Regions from separate parts of the Homo sapiens genome. Here region 2 is linked to region 1. Evidence: read pairs that join two places in POLR2A ChIA-PET (ENCODE). Cell type or tissue: MCF 10A. All regions are shown on one strand.

What was found. ChIA-PET counts read pairs that join two places held together with the same protein. Peaks named below come from ENCODE experiments on the same cell type or tissue, not always from the same donor. Only the 100,000 strongest peaks of a DNase experiment are listed, where the experiment ranks them.
Region 2: POLR2A ChIA-PET joins it to region 1 with 5 read pairs; 2 of 35 experiments call an interaction of 5 or more read pairs at or near these places.

Annotation. Positions count from the first base shown.
Region 1 is chr1:246,607,555-246,610,054 of GRCh38, forward strand. The region is part of intron 2 of CNST (consortin, connexin sorting protein); the gene reads left to right. It overlaps LOC105373271 (a long non-coding RNA gene), which reads right to left and starts at 1,516. Exons shown (of 2, transcript XR_001738569.2): 1 at 1,429-1,516. In MCF 10A, no CTCF peak of the experiment used is centred here; a DNase peak (open chromatin) is centred at 1,557.
Region 2 is chr1:246,739,801-246,742,300 of GRCh38, forward strand. It overlaps SCCPDH (saccharopine dehydrogenase (putative)), which reads left to right. Exons shown (of 12, transcript NM_016002.3): 4 at 372-501. Among named protein-coding and RNA genes, the nearest start is that of SCCPDH, 17 kb to the left of the region's middle. In MCF 10A, no CTCF peak of the experiment used is centred here; no DNase peak of the experiment used is centred here.

The DNA of each region.
Region 1 (2,500 bases):
ATGGCGTCAGCCCCACGTGAGGACCGGGCAGGGGTTTTACAGTCTCCTGTAAACAGGAAGTGTCCCTGTCTGACGTCACTGCTACGTGGTACCCGGATGGCCTCTCTCTCGATCCTCAGGAGTAATGTCTTCCGGCCAGCCCTCTTCCTGCTTCGGCTACCTTGGTGACACATGCTGCTGGCGCAAGTGTGCTTTGGGACTGGGCCTGAGAAGGGAGGAGTTATTCATCCCCCCAAGCTTTCAGGCCCCGGGGAGAATCTTTCAACGCTTACAATCCCAGCACTTTGGGAGACAGAGGTGGGCGGATCACGAGGCCAAGAGATCGCGACCATCCAGACCAACATGGTGAAACCCCATCTCTACTGAAAATACAAAAATTAGCCGGGCATGGTGTCACCCGCCTGTAGTCCCAGCTGCTCGGGAGGCTGAGGCAGGAGAATCCCTTGAACCGGGGAGGTGAACATTGCAGTGAGCCGAGATTGCACCACTGCACTCCAGCCCGGCAACAGAGCAAGACTCCGTCTCAAAAAACAAAACAACAAGAAAACAGAACAAAACAAAACAAAAACCAGCCTGGAAAACATAGAGAACCTGTCTCTACAAAAAAAACAAATAAATAAATAATAAATAAATAATTTAAATTAGCTGGGCATGGTGGCATGTGCCTGAGGTCCCATTGACTCAAGAGGCTGAGGTAGGAGGATCATCACTAGACCCCATGAGTTCGAGTTTGTATGATCCTGCCACTGTACTGTAGCCTGGGCAACAGAGACCCTGTCTTTAACGTTTTTTTAAAAAAGAAGAGGTTTAAGAATTAGCATCACAAATTGCATGCTTGGGCAAATGTCTTACACAGTTTTAGTTTTTAATAAAACGTGTTAAAGTGTAAAATGTCTAATCAAACTTCTGAGAGGAAAAGTAGAGAATCCAAACATTAATGCTTATTGACATGTTCTACATAATTTAGATGCTAAATCCCAGAAATATTTATGTGTACTGATTGTGCCTTGATTAGAAAGCCTGAAGCAGGCTCTAGACAGTGGTGGAGCTTGCGGGAGTCACATAAATGCTGTGTGATCAACAGGATTTAAGCCCGTGGGTTACCTGCTTTTACAACCTAAGCACCAAGGGATGGGGAGCCTTGGCCGTTAGCAGCCTAAGGGAGCTCTTGTTCCCACGCATTTTTCAAATTCCACTGGAGTTTCATGAGGTTCGTTTTAAGACTGCCACCTGAAATCAAGTCCAGTGGCTGTTCCTGTCTTCCCGTCCCTGTATTGACATTAAAACCACTTAGTCAACACTCAAGTGCAAGAATAGTGTCGCCATGTTGTATGCCTAGTAAATTCTGGATGTACGTTGTACGTCACCTTATTTAACCTTTTGCCATTAGTTTACAAGAAGACGGGTTGAGCGAGTCAGGTTGCTTACTTTAGGTTAACAGGGCAGCTGGACTCCAGCCTAAGCTCTTCAGTGAAGCCCTGCATCACTCCCTCTGCAGGCAGAGGGTGCAACCCGGGGGTGTGGGAGGGAGCATGGCACACTCAGCACGTGGTAATTATGTCATAATCACATAATACATTCTTTTGGCCCGAGGTCAGGTCAGAAGGAAGTTGACTAATTTCCAGATTTATTTCAGTCATAATACCCGTGTCTAGTGTTGAGGAAAAGGAAGGGATGTTTCCTGTTTGCTGCTTCGGTATGGTTAGCCAATGACTGGAGGTATTTAAAAGGTGAGCACTGGCCAGGCACGGCAGCTCACGCCTTTAATGCCAGCACTTTGAGAGGCTGAGGCAGGCGGATCACCTGAGGCCATGAGTTTGAGACCAGCCTGGCCAACATGGCAAAACCCCGTCTCTACTAAAACTACAAAAAATTATATGGGCATGGTGGTGGGCGCCTGTAATCCCAGCTACTTGGGAGGCTGAAGCAGGAGAATTGCTTGAACCTGGGAGGCAGAGGCTGCAGTGAGCCGAGATCATGCCATGGCACTCCAGCCTGGGCAACAAGAACGGAACTCTGTCTCAAAGAAAAAAAAGTGAGCATTGTCCTTCACCCTCCTTTCCATTTTCATGGCATTGATCAGAACCTTAGAGGATGAAACATGTCAGAAAAAGGGAGCAGGGCAGAGAGATTCTTCACAGGAACCACATCAAGCGTGTGTTAAAATTTATTTCTGATCTGCCTTCCAAAATTATGCCCAAGATATGCATCAGCATTAATGGGTAAGGCGGTTTGAGGAATTCGGTTATGCAATGACTCAAAGACCCATTAAATCACAGAACTGAAGACATTTTTTTCTGTACATAAATGTGCCATTTTAACCATTTCATTCTACAGTTCAGTGGCATTAATTACATTCATAATGTTGTGCAACCATCATTTATATCTATTTCTAAAACTTTTATCTCCCCAAACAGAATCTCTGTGCCATTAAACAATAACTCCCAGCCAGGCGCAGTGGCTCAGGCCTGTAATCCCAGCACTTTGGGAGGCTGAGGCG
Region 2 (2,500 bases), 130 kb after region 1:
GTACGTGTGCGGAGCTTTATGTCTGTGATGATGTTCATCTGGGTAATGCTGTTTGGGGTCATTTTTTTTTTGCTTTCTATTTTTTATATTTTAATATTTTATAATAGGCATTACTTTTATATTTAAAAGTCATTCTAAAAAAATTAAGTGTCATACAGTCAGACGAGCACAACTTCTGTACCACCTGGTGTGCAGTAGGCGCTGTATTTGCCGAATAAGTGGAAAATATTTTGACAGTTAATGTTTTGCTGCAGAGCCACACTGCTTAGCATTTTCAAAGTTTGGTTGCTTTGTTTTTAAAGATAAATTATTTAATACTGGTCTACATCTTTCTGCATAACTAATTAAAATTCTTATCCTGGATTTTTTAGTTTCTGGAACTAATGCAACTGAAGTATCATGAGAAAGCTGCAGACAAAGGGGTTTATATCATTGGAAGCAGCGGCTTTGACTCCATTCCAGCAGATCTGGGAGTAATATATACCAGAAATAAAATGAATGGTAATTATTGATCAATAAGCAATAATGGAATTTAACAGTACCGTGCAAAGGCTTCATGTTTCTAACTGTGGTGAACTAAAATCTAGTTGAAAAAAGAAACATAGCCATAAATGGGTAATATTAAACACATGTTTTGTTTTTAATATAGCTGCACTTTTAATAAAATGCTATTGAGACTATTGTTGAGACATGGATAATACTGTATTTTACAGTGATATATTATTGTCTCAGTATAGTTTGGGCTGTAAAATTTCTGGAAAACAACTTTGGCAACGTTATAAATTCAAACTTGCTTTGTTTAGGAATCAGCACATTTTAAAGCATAATTTGTATATTATAGTTAAAAGGTTTTAAATTTTTAACCGTCAAAGCTAGAAAGTATTGAACACAGAATTGGAGACACTTATTTAAGAATGGAGAAAATAATGTTACGATAAAACATTTGAAGTTACTGATGTTTTGCATATTTAAGAGTGTCTGGTTTAGAAAATTACCTGAGCAGGGTGTGGTGGCTTACACCCATAATCTTAGCTACTTGGGAGGTTGAGGCAGCAGGATCTCTCGAGGCCAAGAGTTCAGGACCAGCCTGGGCAACATAGTAAGACTCGTCCCTAAGAAATAAAAAAAAATTAGCCAGGTGTGGTGGTGCACACCTGTAGTCAGTCCCAGCTCCTCAGGAGGCTGAGGTAGGAGGATCACTTGAACCCAGGAGTTTGAGGCTTTAGTAAGCTATGATTGCACCACTGCACTCTAGCCTGGGTTACAGAGTGAGACCTTGTCTCTTAGAAAAAAGCAAAAAAACAAAAAAACAAAAACAAAAAACAAAACTGAAACAGGTAACTTCAGTACCATATAAAGTGTTCTAGACTTAAAAAATTGGAAAATGTTCCAGCATATATTAAAAAGTTAGCATAACTATGAAACCAAAGTCCAACAAAGATAGCACACACACACACAAACTACAAATCTTGCTTATGAAATTAAAAGTAAAAAGAAAATACTATATAAAATTTTAATCCAGTGCCATTTTAAAAAGTTTTTTAAGAGACAGGATCTTGCTCTGCCGTAGCTCACCGTAACGAATGCCTGGGCTCAGGCAGTGCTCCCTCCACAACCTCCTAAGTAGCTAGGACTGCAGGCTTATGCCACCATACTCAACTAATTTTATAAAATTTTTGTAGAGATGAGTTCTCACTATGTTGCCCAGTTTGGTCTTGAACTCCTGGCCTCAGGTGATCCTCCCACCTTGGCCTCGCAGAGTGCTGGGATTACAGACGTGAGCCACCATGCGCAGCTCATCCAGTGGCATTTTAGAAGAACAATATATTGAGACCAAGGTTTAGCATTAGGAAGTTATGCAATTATATCAGAGGTGAACAGCTATATGCCCATCTCAAAAAATGATTTGAAAATTGAGAATTCACACCATTTACTGATTTTACATTTTTAGGAATAGAATAGTTTCCTACATAATAAATGTCAGGGCTGGGCACGGTGGCTCACGCCTGTAATCCCAGCACTTTGGGAGGCCAAGGCAGGTGGATCACCTGAGGTCAGGAGTTTGAGACCAGCCTGGCCAACATGGTGAAACCTTGTCTCTACTAAAAATACAAAAAAATTAGCTGGTCGTGGTGATGTGCAACTGTAATCCCAGCTACTCGGGAGGCTGAGGCAGGAGAATCGCTTGAACCCCGGAGGCGGAGGTTGCAGTGAGCTGAGATCGCGCTGTTGCACTCCAGCCTGGGCGATGGAGACTCCGTCTCAAATGAATGAATGAATGAATGAACGAATGAATGAATGTCAGAAGGCAGTAGCTGTATCATACTTAATGAATGGTGAAACACTAGAACCATTCCAATTAAAAAGTGAAATGTGAATTGAACATCTACAAAATATTCAGTGTTCCAATCCTTAGACCTAATATGTCTCCATTTCTTAAAATAATGCTTTAACGTCTGTGAAGTTTAGAAGTTTTCTTCATGATAATCCTGTTTCTTGA